Regions from separate parts of the Homo sapiens genome. Here all the other regions are linked to region 2. Evidence: chromatin loops called from intact Hi-C (ENCODE). Cell type or tissue: psoas muscle. All regions are shown on one strand. Each heading gives the region's core, and the rest is flanking DNA. Links, peaks and the distances in the headings are about the cores only.

Region 1 (5,412 bases), core at 2,116-4,615, 75 kb before region 2:
TGCTGGGATTACAGGTGTGAGCCACCATGCCCAGCCTACAATTATGACTATTTCCATGTGAAACCATCTTCCTCAGAAATTGAAATTTTAGAGCCGCTCTTGCTAGCATGTGAAACCTTTTCCTTGCTTATTGCCTTTTGGCGGGGGCAGTGAAGGAGGAGCCTGGCCTTTCAAAATGTGATCAAAAAAATAACCAAACTCCAGGGCTCATTAGTCCTTTTATAAACACCGGTGTGAAATGATGGGTATCCGTGTGCCTGGTCCAAGTTTCCTGGTGGTTGACTTGGGCGAATAAAAATAAGACATGTTCTGCAGAGTTCTCCTTTTAAATTCTTGTGTAATATTCCGTTTGTTTTGCTCCTTTGCAATTAACTACAAACTTCTAAGTCCTAGAAAAGATTTCAAGTATTTATAGAGTGAGCAACGATCATTTTCCTAGTCAAATAGTATGGCAAAAATCACTGTTTTAAAAAGTTGTGGCATTAAACTATAAATCCTCCCTCCCCTCGCTTCCCACCCGCAATTATGAAAGAAAAGCATATGACAATGCCTACTGGGCTCAGCTTTTGGGCTAATTGAGTCTGACTGAGCCTTCTTAGCAGGTTCCTGTCTTTTGAAACCTCAAATCCCAAAAAGCTGTCTAATAATTTTACTTTTTTAGGGACTAAGACCAGGTATTTTCAGCAGAGGTTCTTACTTTTCTGTAATTGAGGCGCAACTATAATGTTCCAGAACACAATCTTAAATCTGAAAGTGAGAGGAAGAAAAAAAAAAAAACGGCCTGAGCTCCAGAAATAGCTGACCCAGAAGAACACTAAAATCTAGCTCTCAGGCTCATAGGCAGCTGTTAACATTCACATTTTGACAGCTTCCTTTCAGGTTTCTTGAGCTCTCAGAAAAATTAGAAGGAAGTGGGCTGGGGATATAGAGAGAGTCCAAACTACCAACTAATGAATGAATCTGAAGGAGACACAGAAGGGCAAGTAGAGTTTAGAGTTTGAGAGTGCAGGAAAGTTTTGAAATGGTCAGAACTGCCAGAGTAATTTCTGAGATCTTACTAAGCACTCTCCCACCGTTTGCCTTAAAGATACCCCTTCCCCCAAATTGAAACATCACAAATCTGCAGAGCTCTTTAATCAGGTGTGTTATACACAGTGAATTTAATTCTCTTATTGCCCTGGAAGAAAGATAAACCAGATGTGGCCCTTGCCCCTTTTCAGTAAGTATTTGTTAGATCTTCATTACATTTTAGGCCTCCTTCCTCCAGTCTCGATACTGTGCAATGGAGAGATAAGCTTTGACCTCTTCAGTTAATAAGTATTGGCTATAATGTTGCAAAGTATTTGCCATGGAATCGTGTAGAATTTGTTAAGTCCAAAATGAGAGCAGCCTGTTTGCTTCTTTAAAGTGTTTATTGACCTTATTCCTGCCATGTTACAAATCCATCATTTGTGGTGGATTCCCATTAATAATGGTTACTCTCTAGGTTAGTTCTTGCTGCCACCCCTTTCTCTCCTGGTGGTGTGTTCCCTGAATACACTTAACCACTATTTCTGTTTTGGGCCGCCGAAGTATTCAGTTTTCTCAACATAGCTGCAACATTTAAAAATTATATGATAGCACACAAAAGTGTACATTTCTGGCAACACTGGCCTGGAATATTTGCATGGCCACAGCGTATGGAGCAGGGTTGTAAGTGCCCCTTTGAGAGGAAGAATGCATATCACTGTGTGCCTCAGTTCTCTCCCAGCCTCTCACATACATGTATGTCACCTGCCTGGCCCTAAGGACATTTGAGACCTCCCTGTGTTCTTCTCTTTGTCTTGGGATAGCCTGGCTTTTAGGAAGTGTTCTCAAAGAGGCAAGTGACATTTGAGCCCCTACAGTGGCTCAGGTGTGAAGTCTTGGGCTTTTCCCCTGTGGACTTGGAGTGAAGCCTTGTCAGTGACTGTAATGACCAAATGAGGAGTTATTTTAGCTTGTGTTTGTTACTATCTTCTGTCATGTTAAGGGCATCTTCGTTGCTAGAGTAATTTCTTCTAAAATATGGAAGGTCAACACTTTTCCCTTTAGACTTGTGGATAGTGATGGATAAAAATAACTCTCTTACTCTATAGTAAACTTGCTCAAGTGCAAAAGTTATATTTAGCTTCAGCAATAGGAGTCTATAAAACTGTGAGAGAAAAGCCTTACTAACTGAAGTCATCCTTCAAACCTTTCTACCAGGGGTTCCAATAGCAATTGCTAAGAATACGGCAGCTTAAAAAAATTTTTTTTCAATTGACAGATATTAAGAATGCCTGATATTTACTGACTTGAACATTAGTTAAATTCAGTTAGGGTGACCAGAGTGTTGCTATTTGTAGAACTGTTGCTTGGTAGAGTCATCCAAAGTGTCTTCCTAAGCTGTAATAAATATGCTTACTAATGTTTGACTGCTTAATTAATGGTCAGTAAGCATTCAGTCAGAGTTCGTTTAATACATGGAGAAAGATATATGCTTTAGATCAAGGGTTAGCAAACCACTGCTTGTTTGGGCCACGGCCTGTTTTTGTATAGTGTGGGAGCTAAGAGTGGGTGGTGTACATTTTTAAAGGGTTATGACAACGACACAGAATAATATGAGACACAAACCCTATGTGGCCCATAAAACCTAAAATTCTACTGTCTGGCTCTTCACAGAGAAAGTTTGCTGATCCCCGCTTTAGATAATGGGGGTGCTCTACTACTCCCCTTTTCATTTATAGTGTTACATAAGCCTAAATAATCACTGTAGCTGGTGGCATCATGTTTGTTACCTACTAAGTAGGTCAAAGTGATTGCCAGACATACACATGAAGGCCTTGAATTAGAAAGCAAAGGAACTGATGATGACCAATGTTTAACAAAATTCAGACTGACTTTGTGCCTGATCCTTCAAAGGCTAGAGGTGATATTTTTGGTACCTGAAACGTAATTTCCCTGATAAGTACTCTTTGCCCAATTATTGCTTATCAGCTGAGATATTAATGTCTGAATTATTCAGCTCATATATCTTCAAGCACTCAACTAGTTCATACTTTGAAATCAATTCTAATAGACAATTCTCATAACACCTTTATAGTCTTCCCATTTAAAAGGTAAATGTTGTTAGGGCTGGAGGGGTAAGATGCACCCTTGGTATATTGTCTGATCTCAGCAGAATCAACTACTTGGTAGTGTAGTCCAGAGAAAATGGGTCAAATCTATTAATTATTTTAGGATTTTGAAATTCATAATTGAGACTCGTGACTTAATAGTGAACTGCTCATGGTACTTTACCCAGTCTTCAAGTTGTATGCCTTTTGTAGGTAGGCATTTAGATGGGATGCTTTTGAAAGCATAATTAAGAAACTTTACTTGAATTTTGTTTATAATGGGCTAATGTTATTTTCTTATAGTTTGCAGTGTTGATGTGGGTATTTACCTATGTTGGTGCCTTGTTTAATGGTCTGACACTACTGATTTTGGGTAAGTCTACAAAGCCATTGGGATGAAAAATTGCTGGAAAGATTGTGTGCCAGGAGCTTAGACATTTTAGTGGAGAATATTCTCATTGTATGAAAAGTAGGGGATGAAAATGTGGGCCGGGCGCGGTAGCTCATGCCTGTAATCCCAGCACTTTGGGAGGCCAAGGTGGGCGGATCACCTGGGGCCAGGAGTTCGAGACCAGCCTGGCTAACATGGTGAAACCCCATTTCTACTAAAAATAGAAAAAATTAGCTGGGCGTGGTGGCGCACGCCTGTAATCCCAGCTACTCCGGAGGCTGAGGCAGGAGAATCACTTGAGCCCAAGAGGCAGAGGTTGCAGTGAGCGGAGATCGTGCCATTGCACTCCAGGTTGGGCAACAAGAGTGAAACTCCATCTCAAAATAAGTTTGAGGTTGTATTCTCTTTAAATAAGTTGGTGATACTGCTTCCCGGTTTATTGAAATGCTACCTTAGTTGCTGAAGACAGCTCCTACTAACAAACAGTGATAAACCAGATAAAGGGTGGCTTTATATGATGGTGCAGTCATAAATCTAACCAGGGATACCTTTATTTTATGAAATCTCACTGTGATATGATTTGAAGCTAGAAATGGTTCCTAGCTCTAATAACTGCAGCCTCACACAGTTCATTCATTCCTCTGGAGTGGCTCCTCAACAGCAGATGCATCCAGAGATCCTTATGTTTTTATTCATTCATTAGGAACACTGCTTGGTTATCTTGAGTTGCCAGTTTAATAGTTTTTTGAGTGTTTATTCCTCCCAAATCATTCCGTTCTTTTTGAAAAGTTGTATATTTCCCTTTTCAGCTCTCATTTCACTCTTCAGTGTTCCTGTTATTTATGAACGGCATCAGGTAATTTCCTAACTAACTGCTGACTTCAGAATAGAGCACTCACTCTATTACATGGGATTTACGGATGTATTAGTGCCCATTTTCAATGTCTTACAAAAATGAGAAGTGTGATGGTTTCTTAAGCCTTTAGCTTGACACATAGTAGTGGTTAATAAGATTCTTTAGCAACGGTAATAATTCCTTTATACCTCTCTTTCAGGCACAGATAGATCATTATCTAGGACTTGCAAATAAGAATGTTAAAGATGCTATGGCTAAGTAAGTATTTAAAATCTGCAGTGTTTTTACTAGGATAAGGTGTGCTGGATTGTGAGAACAGTATTTTCATATTGCAGGCATAATGAGTAACAAATCTCTATCAGACCTTAAGTGTGACTTCAGAGTTGCCAAAAGATTGTTTTTCTAACATTTGGACCATTCGTTTCTGGGTTTATTATGTGTTTAAGGCTTTGTTTAAATCTAATTCATGAGGCCAAGGTGGCAAAATTATAGCTTAGAATTAGGCAGCTTTAAGGATTTCATTTATTGTATTAGCTGAATAACATACAAGTAGTTCTTGGAAGATGGTATTTTAAGCAGCAGCAAACAAAACTGATATTTACATTGACTTTTTCATTTTCAGAATCCAAGCAAAAATCCCTGGATTGAAGCGCAAAGCTGAATGAAAACGCCCAAAATAATTAGTAGGAGTTCATCTTTAAAGGGGATATTCATTTGATTATACGGGGGAGGGTCAGGGAAGAACGAACCTTGACGTTGCAGTGCAGTTTCACAGATCGTTGTTAGATCTTTATTTTTAGCCATGCACTGTTGTGAGGAAAAATTACCTGTCTTGACTGCCATGTGTTCATCATCTTAAGTATTGTAAGCTGCTATGTATGGATTTAAACCGTAATCATATCTTTTTCCTATCTATCTGAGGCACTGGTGGAATAAAAAACCTGTATATTTTACTTTGTTGCAGATAGTCTTGCCGCATCTTGGCAAGTTGCAGAGATGGTGGAGCTAGAAAAAAAAAAAAAAAAGCCCTTTTCAGTTTGTGCACTGTG
Region 2 (6,618 bases), core at 1,767-4,266:
CGTTCAAGCCAACCGCTAAGGCTTTCCCATCAGGGGAAAAGGCACAGCATCTTCCACCTACAGAAGAATCCACAAAAAACACTTATTATCCAAAACTTCACTGTCAAGCAAACCACATGAAAAGATGAAGAAATCTGATGATGTGCATTATGTATGGACACGTGACTGCCTTTAAATTGACACTACACTTGTGAGAACTAAAACTTCCTAATTTAAGACACCTCTTGTCTGGGCGCAGCAGCTCATGCCTGTAATCCCAGCACTTTGGAAGGTCGAGGCAGGTGGAACTCTTGAGCCCAGGAGTTCGAGACCAGTCTGGGCCACATTCCGTAGGTTAAAAATTAGTTGAAAAGTTATTTTTTGTAGAGGCGAAACCCACCCTGTACAAAAAGTAAAGAAATAAGCTAGGTGCAGTGGCTTATGCCTGTAATCCCAGCACCTTGGGAGGCCAAGGCAGGTGGATTGCTTGAGCCCTGGAGTTCAAGACCAGCCTGGGCAACGCAGCAAAATCCCATCTCTACAAAAAATACAAAAATTAGCCAGGAATAGTGGCACATGCCTGTAATTCCAACTACTCAGGAGGCAAGGTGGAAGGATCACTTGAGCTTTGGAGGTGGAGGGTGCAGTGAGCAGTGATCATGCCATGGCACTCCAGACTGGATGACAGAGGGAGACCCTGTCTCAAGAAAATAAAATTAAGTATCTCTTCTCCCCAAGTCCAAGGAAAAAGATCATAATATCAAAAATACATTTTCAACTTCCATGAGGTTTATTCATTCATTTATGAGTATTTAAATACCTGGGGTTTCCAAAAAATAAGTGGGGTAAATGGAGAAAAGGAGTATAGGGTTAATAGGACCAGTATCTTTGCTTCGAAGAAAAGAGGTAATATTTAAGAATAGGAGTTCTATAATAAAATTTCCAGAAACCATTTTTTTTAAATATTAAGCCTTACATACAACTTGCTTTAGAGGACCTCATTCTTTTAGTTGCTCCAATTCTCTGATCCACGGATTGTAATGTATAACTCTAGAGGTGAAAGATGTTGTTCTTGCCTCTTCTGTCACGCGAAGAATGGAATCTGAACATTCTCCCAAGGGGTTTCTGGAAAACTAATTGGCACTAGGGTGATGGTGCTCCATGAACCATGTTCTCTACTCCTTTGTAGGGTCACAAAGACATTTCTGAATCAGGAGCATGGACTTTGCAAAGGTATGTCTAAAAGGAAACTGATTCAAGAACATGCCTACCCTCTGCCACCATTCTTATTGTCGAGCGTTGTAAGCACACCCCAGGGATAGGACAGCCAGGTGGCCTTGTGCCAGGGCATTTAATACCGAGCCTCTTTACCAACTCCTCTGTTCATGGTATGCTGAAAGCTGTGTTCATGCTCAAAACTGACGTGCCAGTACTGAGACAATGAAAATACAAGCCTGCCCTTGAAGAGCATCATCAAGATTAGGTTAATCACAATCTATCGTACAGACCAAGACACGTTTGAGAGTGAAAAGGAAAGCTATTAATAATTATACCAGAACAACAGGGGTAAACTGGGTTGAATGGTTATCCTATCTAAGATGGGTCAATAGTTGTTCAACTAATTTTTAACTTAGAGAATAAAGTCCATTCACTGACATTCAAGTCCTTCACAGTGAGGACTTGGCCTATCATTCCCCCGATATAAACTAGTAGCCAAAATGATTCTAGCCTGTAGTGATTACGAGCATGGGCTTTGGACTTAGATTTGGGAAATCCTGCCTCCACCATTTACCAATCCCCAGGAGCCTAGTGTAAAGACAGGCAACACGGCAGAGGGAAATAGTGTTAAGCAGTGGCCACAGGTGTGTTCTCACAGTCACACTGCATGGGTTTGAATTTGGTTCCATTACCTACTAAATGTGCAAACTAATTAAGCTTCCTGTGCCTCAGTTTTCTGATTTGTAAGTGGCAATAATAATAGCCTTACTCATGGGGTTCCTACAAAGACTACATGGAAAGAGCTGGCATAGTTGTTGGCTCAGCCATATTAGCCACCATCACTATTGTTACTACTGTTTTGACACCTTTCTTCATTTTATTACCCTAGAATACAATCCTCATGTCTGCTTATAAAATTACTCAGTACAAATATTTTAGGGTCAGACCTCAATTTCATCCTTCCCTCTTAAGAACTTTTACAGATCCTTCAAGCCTCAGCTCGTCACCTCTCTGATGAAGCATTTCCAAGCAGTAGATGTCCTCTGAGGCTCCAGGGTACTTTGTGCCAAATATCTTTAGTTTGTCCTTTCACATCCCCTTTTTGCCCTTGTCCACCCTGCTCTGTGCCTGAAGCTGGTCTGCATGGAGAGCATCAATGGGCTCCCTTGTCCTCTGGTTTCAGGTTGACTTTGGCCAACGGGGAGCACTGGTGGGAAATTAGAGAGATGGAGGAAGAATAGGGAGGCCGGGCCATTTATTTCCCTGGCTGCCTCCCGCAGGGTCACTGCATGCTGGCAGAGTCCCCTGCTATCAGTCGTGGCTTCTCTCAGGCTGCCATCTCATGTGGCTCTCATATTCAAGGTTGCAGCAATTGTCCTCTCCTCCTGTCCCTTCAAGCCCAGGGCCAGTGAGAGCAGCCGCCATTACTAGCTGCATAGTGCTGCACTATCCCTGGTCATTTCCTCATACCTTCCCCATCCCTTTATATAAATAGTCCCATTTTAAAGACTCTCCTCGAATTACCCAATTTGAATGGATATGTTGCTGAGACTCTGTTCAAGTCCTGTCTATCTCTGACACTAGAGATGGGACCATTCATCATGGGATCCCCTGTGCCTGCCACACAGAAGCTACTTAATAAATGTTTGCTGAATTTGTACCTCTCAGTACACCTCATAGTTCTAGTGCATTTAGGTGTTCAAGACATATTTACTCATTTCTTAAGTATTATATTTCTATATAATTGATGTTTGTTTTCAAGTCATAAAATAAGTTCTGGAGACTGTTACAAAATAAATAGCATTCTTTAAAAGCTGATGAATTTCAATTGACTCCCACAGCTCTCAATGAGAAGAGGAAGGACATATTGCCCCCAGGTGGCAAATATCTGTGCAGTGCAAGGAAAATGAAGTGAAAAATGGAGCTGGATTAGGCCAGCCTTCTGGCATAATTCTACATGTGCTTAGTTATGACTGTAGCAACCAATATAAAATTCTCATTGCCCAGCATATTTATGGGCATATAACACGTGCCCTCAGTAAATATTAACTGAGTGAATAAATATGACACATTCTGTTACTTGTAAATACTCTGACAGATGTGTAAGGTGGTGTTATGTACCTTTTTTGAGTTTCCGTACTGCCAGCATACGGTGCTGGGCAGATAGTTCCCAGATGCGAAGTGTTTTATCATCGCTCACTGTTGCACAGATGGGCAGGAGAGGGTGAGCTGCCAACCCCCACACTTCTCCTTCCATGTGCCCCTGTGGGAGAGGAAAAGGGGCAACATAAACTCTACTTATGCTGTTTGGCTAGCCCTTCTTTAGCCTGGTGCTACATATTCAGTCCAAGAGTACCACAAAAAAGCACAAATAGGAATAAACACACTTTGAGCTTCCTTGAACCAAAATCATCACCCGAAATAATTTTTTCATTTAAACTTGAATCTACAGCTAGACCTACACGATGCTAAATCATTCATTTGCAAAGCAAAACATGAACTCATTGCTTATTGGTTTTGTTTATATGATGCCAAACATCTTTCCATTTAGAAACATCCAGGTAAATGGTGAAATGCCTGCTTTTCTGTTGTTTCATACTAAATAAACATAGTATATATGTACCCTCCTAGTAAAGCAGCTTAATCACAAGGACACAAACCACTTCCTTCAGTTAAATCATATTCTAAAAGATGCAGGTACGACCCATTCATGTCAGTGAAATTGAAGAGCAATATTCTAATTATTTATGCAATTTTAGTCCTTTGAATGTGTAGCATTCGGCAGAGCAGAAGTAAAGGAAGCTAAATTTTCATTTCAAGCGTCCTCGGTGTAGCCCAGGTTCTGCGTCTGTTCACAAATTGGTCTGTCCATGTGCCAACAATGAACATCAAAAACTGAAAGGTGCTTAATAAGCACTGGACCAATTCCATGTATCTGTATCTTATCACAAACACACTTGGCTGGCTTAGAATAATAACTAAGAGAAAGCAGTATTTTTTTATAACGAACACTTAACAGGGAGAAAATGAATTTGATTCTCATAATTTTTCACTCTATAATGCAGTGTGTAAAGATTAGTGCTACAGAGCAATAAAACAGACCAGATTAACTGTTTACTGAATTTTGGCTTTTTAATGGCTAATTACAAAAAGGCTTTGCTTAGTAAAGCAAAAAGGAAGCCCACACACAGGCATCTGAAAGGTGTTTGTAGCTGGAATGCTTTGGGGAACAGGTGGCTTTCCAAAGAGAAATTGGATGATTCCAATTTAACTGAGAAGCTATTTGAGCAAAACAGTAATTTGGCAGAAGATGTAAAGTTCCAAATACAACTGACATTCAAATATGAGAAAATGAGGGCTGAAGGATACAGACATTGTTTTTGAATTTATTGGATTTGAGGACACCCTACATCCCCGGTTTTCTAGCCTTCTCTTTGGAAGCCTCCCAGCCCCAGAGTCACAGTCAGGGTACAGCTCAGGGGTCAACCTCACATCTTCCCAGACTGACTCTGCTTGAAGCTCTTCTATAGACTGAGCCCCTTTGTGTATTTTAGTTAAGAACAAGATTGTGGGACCCAGAGATCCTTTTAAACCACTGCCTTATATTGACATCAAAATTGTATTTCCTTAATCTGTTTATTTTAATCCCCGTGTAACACAGGATCGGACAGTAAGCGAGGCAGGCTTGAAGGACCTTGAATGGCTCAAGGAAATGGGCTTAGGATCCTGCTTTGCTGCTGATCACCCACAAAGCTGATCATAAACAGCTGTACAACTGCGAGCTGACTGCTTCAAAGCACACATGACGGGAAATGCCACAACCCATCACCTGCCATTCTCCCCTCCCCCAACCTTATTTTCTCTTAAAAAATAAGCAGTCTATTCCAACTGTGATTGGATTGCCGTGCCACCAAAACCGGCAAAGTGGATCTAAAATCTTCTTCCGGCAGGACAGCCCATCGTCTCACTCACACTGCCTCTACAGTTCCTTCACTTTCCCTTGCTGTCTCTATCATCTCTCAGAACAGGACTGTGACACGGTCCTGGGCAAGCAGGAAGCCCTTATTCCACTGCACATATACACAGCACAGAGCAGACCTGGGCAGGAGCCCAACAAACATTGACTGAACTGAAATAATGAGATCCACCTAAGAGGAAATAGCAAATGAGAGAGCAGAAGACGAAAAAAAGATGCTGAAAAAAAAAAAAGGGAGAGAATGGTACACATGTAGGTGGCAAAGATGGTAACTAACATCTGGTCTGAAGCTTCCAGCAGCTCAACCAGCCACCCCATAGCTCAGGGGCTTTCCTGAAGTGTCCAAGCTAAGAGATGTGGGGAACAGCCTGGTGAGGTGAACAAGGGCTCTGGCAAACCTTGGTTGGAATCCCAGCTCTGCAGTTCTTAGCATGTGACTGTGGGTAATTTTCTGGGCTTTAGGTCCCTCATCTATAAAACAATGTAACAGAGCCAATCTGTTGTGGAGATGAGACAAATGTCGTACAACGGTATTGCCTGACACAGAGTAGGTGCTCAATATATGATTGCTGTGGTTATTTTTCTTATTAGAGCAATAGAAACAAACATAGGAAAGAATAGAATTGTAGAGAATTAAGAAGTGAAAAGCCTTGGTCAAGCATAAAACATATTTAAACCAAACTACCTCAAGTGTAACAAAATAAGAGAGAAAACAAAGTTTAGATCTTACAGTATTATTTAAATCATATTGGGGCATAAATCTTCTAAAATATCTAGCAATATAGCATACATGGAAACAATTTACATTCTCAAACATTTGGAGATTAAAAAGTAAATAAATACTTTTCAGTAAAATTAAATTAGAAGTTATGGCCAGAAAAAAAAAGATTTAGTTTGGAAGAAAACAACAAAAGCAAGAACAGCTGGAGAACAAAGACCTCATTGCCTCAAGGATGCATCTCCAGCCTAGTTCTCTAGCCTGGCTGCAAGGCACGACCAGCTGCAGAGCTTTCGAGGTTTGTTTTTAACATAGATTTTTTCTTTTAAAAACACAGACTTGTTCAGGATATCCAGGGTGGGATTTGGGCACCTGTGTTTTTAAAGCCTTGCAGTGTCCTGAGCCATAGTGTATATGCACATGTGTTTCCATGATACAGTAAGTCAGAGGGACCCTCTCAGTGGGATTTGGGGATTCACTCGTAATACAGCAAGCCTGCAGGCATCAATCACTCAGAGATCAAGGCAAGGAGGGGAAGCTCCTGCACTGGAATCTTGGAAGTTCTGACTGCTCATATGATCAGTGCATTTTCTTTTCTCTCCAACTTCTGAACACACATCCTTCACCCCTCACCATGCCTCTTCCACCTAAATATGGTCTTATCCATCACCAAACTGGGCAGGACTACCTAACGCACCTCCACATCCTACCACATCCCCATCCTTGA
Region 3 (5,412 bases), core at 2,116-4,615, 83 kb before region 2:
ATGTCTTTGTCTTGTCTCTCATTTACCCCTTCCAGAGTTTTGTACCCATGTTCATGCTGCCTTCCTTAGCTGCCTCAGTCATACTTTTTATTTGGTTCTTAGTTTGGTTCAAGACCCAGCTCTTTGGAGAATTTCCTAACCCTGACCCCAAATGATCCGAAAATTCAGTTCCTACTGCATTAACTAAGCCTTTGAAATGTTAATTGTTTTGCATAAGGAGATCATTTTTCTTCAAATAGATTGAGATAATTTAAAAACTATTTCTAACTTGTTAGCTTGAAAGTAGGGGAAACAAAGGAAAAAACTATTTGTGGCAAGGTAATATCTGTTTGGGCATATGACTATGTACCTACCTACAACATGATCCAGTTGATATTAATGGGTAAACTTAAATGGATTTACAGACTTTGAAAGAGGAGACCTACTGAATTATTTTGTTTATTGTAAAGACTGGTGATTTTTCTCTGGCTTTCTCTTTGTGATGAAGTAATGATGTTATACAAGTTTAGGGGGAGAGACCAACATTTATTGAATAGCTCCTATGTGTCTAACCTTTTATGTACATATTTTAATAAGTTTATTTTAAATTTGTGATAATTCTGTGAGATAGGTGGTATCACTCCATTTTATGGGGTGATGGGGAAAAAGTTGGAATTCAGTAACTTGAAATTGTAGTTTGAAAATGGCAGAGCCAGCCAAACGTGTTGGCTCATGCCTGTAATACTAGTGCTTTGGGATCCTGAGGCAGGAGGATTGCTTGAAGCCAGGAGTTGGAGACCACCCTGGGCAACATAGTGAGACTCCCATCTCTACAAAAAATTAAAAATTAGCCAGGTGTGGTGATGCATGCCAGTAGTCCCAGCTATTCAGGCAGCTGAGCTAAGAAAATTGCTAGAACCCAGGAGTTCAAGGCTGCAGTGAGCTGTGATCATGCCACTATACTCCAGCCTAAGCAATAGAACGAGACTCTTTCAAAAAAAAAAAAAAAAAAAAAAAAAAGGCCGAGTCATATTATTATCAAGCCACAAATCATAAAGAAGTATGATTTTTAATTAGTTATGCTGAAATATGTAAAAATATTGTCAAGCCAAAACTTCTAAATTTTCTACCGTTCCAATTTTACACATCATTTGATTTTTGAGGTTTTTGGAAAATATTAGTGATTTATTTCCTTCTTAGAAACAACTTTATTCATTTTTTAAACTTTCTTCAAAGAGATGGGTCTCACTGTGTCGCCCAGGCTAGTCTCGAACTCCTGGACTCAAGCAATCCTCCTGCCTCAATGTCCCAAGTAGCTGGGACTACAGGCATGCACCACTGTGCCTGGCTAGAAACACTTTATATTCTTAAAGTCCTTTTATAGTCATTATAAAGTAAATTCAGCCAACATACCAGTTTAAGCTTGTTGGACAGTTTTTCCTAGTACCCCTTAATCATACTAGTAGAGGTGATATTATGTGGTTTGTATCTAATACCTGTGGTTACTGAGTGATGAACAGTGCTGGCATTGTATTAATATCACATAAATGTCAGTTGAATTAGTGTAAATATCTACAGGATGTCATTGATGGGGAGTACTGTCTTTATGGCTTCTGCTTAGGCATCTTGTCTTCAGCAAGAACAAGTAACAGTGGTACAAAGAAGCAGAATACCAACCAGGGTTATATCAGCCACTTTCCTATATTTCTCAAATTTGGGTAAACAAATAATTGCTGGTTTAAATATCAGTGCGAGTATTTGAGTATTTTTAACTTGATATTAATAATTCAGTTTTTTGTTAATAATTGTCTAACAGTGTGTTAGACCATGTATTAGTAAAGATACATTCCTGGTCCATAACAGCTTATACTCTAGTAGGAAAAATATACAAGTATACATGTGTCTATATTTCAGAGCTGAATCTAGTAAATACTATAAGACTAACACAAAAGAAAGCATTGTTAGAATTATACAGGAGTGAGAGAGAACATCAGGGTTTTATGAAAGAGATTGGCAGATAAGGCTCTATGTATGGGTGAGATTTGAGATGGGGCTAACTGGCTAAATAAGGTATCACCAGAGGTAAGAGAGCATTGCAGATTGGGAAAACCATATGATTAATAAGGGCTACATTAAGGTTAAAAAATACTTAGTGAATGACTCATTTCTGGCTGCAACATAAAGAGTAGTTGGAAGTAAGGTTGGAAAGATTTAGGAGGATGTCCCTGGTTGAAAAGTTGGAGTCATAGAATCACAGAATGTTTGAGCCTGAAGGAACTGAGGAAAGTCTGTTTCTCAAATTTACAGAGTTGGAGCACTTACCCAGAGAAGTTAAATGCCTTTTGCAATGTTGTATAGCTAGGTAGTGGCAGGTCTTCTAACTCTTGCTTGAGTTCAGCCTAGACAGCACTATCTAAGATAGCTCACATAAGGTTATTCTGGCATTGGCTGACGGAATGGATTTGGATGCAGGCAGATCAGAGATTGGTTTGGAGAGTGATAGAATATTCCAGCTCGTAAATAGTAAGTGCTTAAAATAGAGTGATGGCACTGTGAATAAAAACCAGGAGACATATTTGGGGCATGTTGCAGAGGTAAAACTATGGGACAAGGAGTTGTCTAAGATGTTATTTCCACTGTAAGAAACTGGCATCCTGAGACATAGGGAGGTTATGAGGACTACTTCCAACAGATACGAGGGAACACTCAGCACTTCTGAGTTGGTTGTACCCTGCCAAGATAAAATGGCTTCTTTGAAACAGTAATGAAACTGTTTCTTACATTCCTGTGGACTTGACTTTTTCCCCAGTATAGTATTTTTATTTATTTATTTATTTATTTATTTATTTATTACCAATACAATACTTTTAAATTTAACAATTTTAGCCATCTCGGTATGGATTAAAACATCTAGATGATGTAACTCTTATGTTTTGCTAGGATTGCTACTGTGCTTTTGGCAGCCACTTTACAATCTGGTGCTTGACATATTGAACAATTTCCCCTAAAGGTTAGTCTGAGAGAGTTTAGGATTTGGAAATGAAAAAGATCTTTGTTAGGAAAACGTGATGAGACAACATAGTGTCAACTTTAAGAAAAAAAAAAAAACAACCATAGTCATAACTACCATTTACTGAGTGCATCCTTGTGCTCAGTTGCATTAGGCACTTTTCTCACTGAATTCTCATGATAATCTCCACTTTATAAATGAGGAAACTAAGTTTAGAGGGAAGAATAAATAACTTTGCAAAATTACCTAGCCAGGTAAGTGGCAGAGCATCAGATTCAAGCCCAGATCAGTCTGGCTTCAAAGTGTATGCTTTTTCTGTGCTAGTCAGCAGACAGTGCATATCAAGGAAATACCCCTTACTGCTGAGTTTTTATATTGCCCCTAATTTGGAAACAGTTGGCTTTTATAGTAGAATATTTTCTTAATTTCTTACAGATATATAATTTCTGATTGACATTTAGGGGAAAATCACTCCAATTAGTGACAATTATGATGTGTTTTGTTTTCTAGGGCATATCTGGAATCTGAAGTTGCTATATCTGAGGAGTTGGTTCAGAAGTACAGTAATTCTGCTCTTGGTCATGTGAACTGCACGATAAAGGAACTCAGGCGCCTCTTCTTAGTTGATGATTTAGTTGATTCTCTGAAGGTAAGTTTATTTTGCCTTTCATTTTTGATATACCCAGAATTTAGTATCAAGAGAGTTGAGTGTAAAATTCTGTTCTTCTATATTCAAGTAAATGATAAATATTAATTAAATCACATGGCTGTAAACTTGTGTTTTAAAATTCAGAATCCAATCAAATAAGGATGAAGAAGTGCTATTCCCTTTTTTTTTCTGGTCATACTTAATACAGAGAGTCCTGTATTCCTTTTTAAAGGAGAATAAGTTATAAATCATACTTGTGGGCCGGGTGTGGTGGCTCACACCTGTAATCCTAGCACTTTGGGAGGCCGAGGCGGGTGGATTACCTGAGGTCAGGAGTTTGAGACTAGCCTGGCCAACATGGAGAAACCCCGTCTCTACTAAAAATACAAAATTAGCCAGGCGTGGTGGTGCATGCCTGTAATCCCAGCTACTCAGGAAGCTGAGGCACAGGAGAATCGCTTGAACCCGGGAGGCAGAGGTTTCGGTGAGCTGAGGTCACGCCATTGCATTCCAGCCTGGGCAACAAGAGTGAAACTCTGTCTCAAAAAAAAATTATATATATATATAGTAATACTTTCGGAAATCATAAAGATTAAAAGGAAAGGAAATTAATCGGAATTTTGACTATAAGCATAAAGATCGTCTAATGCATTATCAGATTTATTCATTCTGACTTTGCTTTACAGTCTAGCACTTATGTACATGAAAGCTATTTCATATCTTGGACTCTTTCTTATTCTAGATAAGATTTAATATTCTGAAACACTTCAACTAATCTTCAACTGGTAATCATTGGAAGTTTTTCTTTAGTTTTTGGATCTCGCTACATAAGCAGCTGTTAAGAGTCTCACCTTGCAAATAAACTCTCCCAAAGTTCTGACTGACGAAACAGGCACTAAACCACAGTTGTGTAATTTAAGCCTGAAGCACTGGACCTGTAGTGCTTTTCTTTTTCATAGAACTTGTCATTTGTGTTGTATATGCTCTTTCCTGTGACTCTGCAGAAAACAGGCAGACTTGTTTCCAATCTAAGCCTGGGCAGAAATGTAGTGGTGGTAATTCTCATAATTTTTCATTTTTCATTTCCAAGAGAAATGTTCTAGTTTATATTTATCACACATGCCAAGGATATAGTAGTAATAAGGTGACTGGGCCTTTAGACTCAGAAAAACAATTTCTGAACTGGTCAGAATAGGTTTAAGTGCTTAAAGTGCTTTTTAAAAAAAAAAAACAAAAACATTTTAGCCTTTATAACCTAGTAGTTGATACGTTATTTTCAGCTGTTTGCGTCTCTGGGCTTACAGGTATGAGCCACTGCGCCCAGCCGCATCTCTTATTTTTATTTATGACTTGGAACTTAAGTTACTTCCTAATAACATCAAGGGTAAATAATGTAGTTTCCTTTTATTACTTACCTCTTTCGTATAGAGTGGTTGCATTTAGTGACTAAATCTGTAGTGGTGTTTTAAAATGATCTGATGTTAGTCTGTAAATAAAAAGATTACGGTTATGTTGTTTGGCATGCTTGGTTAATAAGTTTCAAAAGAGATCAACTAAAAATATTTTGGAGCAAATGAAATAGAACCTTGTACATACAGCCTAGAGGAAACCAGTTCCTATTCATGTATTATTACCTTCTATACGTAGCTGACTTCTAGGGTAGAACATGTGTGAAAAGTGATTGAGGAGGAGGTACTGATGCCGCTTAAGATGGATGGTTTGTGGGTAGGAATTGACTGAGAAGAAATACTGTCTGTAAGTAGTAATTCAGAGC

Evidence for each region. Peaks named below come from ENCODE experiments on the same cell type or tissue, not always from the same donor. Only the 100,000 strongest peaks of a DNase experiment are listed, where the experiment ranks them.
Region 1: it touches region 2 in a loop (2.2-fold over the local background); 7 of 110 quality-filtered maps call a loop at or near these places.
Region 3: a loop joins it to region 2, with 4 times the contacts of the local background. A loop is called at or near these places in 6 of 110 quality-filtered maps.

Annotation. Positions count from the first base shown.
Region 1 is chr2:54,972,772-54,978,183 of GRCh38, reverse strand. RTN4 (reticulon 4) reads left to right here. Exons shown (of 9, transcript NM_020532.5): 6 at 3,420-3,489; 7 at 4,317-4,363; 8 at 4,563-4,621; 9 at 4,986-5,412. The coding sequence ends at 5,028. Among named protein-coding and RNA genes, the nearest start is that of RTN4, 75 kb to the left of the region's middle. RefSeq lists a silencer at 3,521-3,722. In psoas muscle, for the core only: no CTCF peak of the experiment used is centred there; no DNase peak of the experiment used is centred there; H3K4me3 peaks cover 1,193 bases; H3K27ac peaks cover 2,500 bases.
Region 2 is chr2:54,896,483-54,903,100 of GRCh38, reverse strand. It overlaps EML6 (EMAP like 6), which reads right to left. Exons shown (of 42, transcript NM_001039753.4): 22 at 3,319-3,460; 23 at 1-57. Among named protein-coding and RNA genes, the nearest start is that of EML6-AS1, 150 kb to the right of the region's middle. In psoas muscle, for the core only: a CTCF peak has its summit at 3,073 (motif pointing left); no DNase peak of the experiment used is centred there; H3K27ac peaks cover 1,226 bases.
Region 3 is chr2:54,980,741-54,986,152 of GRCh38, reverse strand. It overlaps RTN4 (reticulon 4), which reads left to right. Exons shown (of 9, transcript NM_020532.5): 5 at 3,500-3,638. Among named protein-coding and RNA genes, the nearest start is that of RTN4, 67 kb to the left of the region's middle. In psoas muscle, for the core only: no CTCF peak of the experiment used is centred there; no DNase peak of the experiment used is centred there; H3K4me3 peaks cover 831 bases; H3K27ac peaks cover 2,500 bases.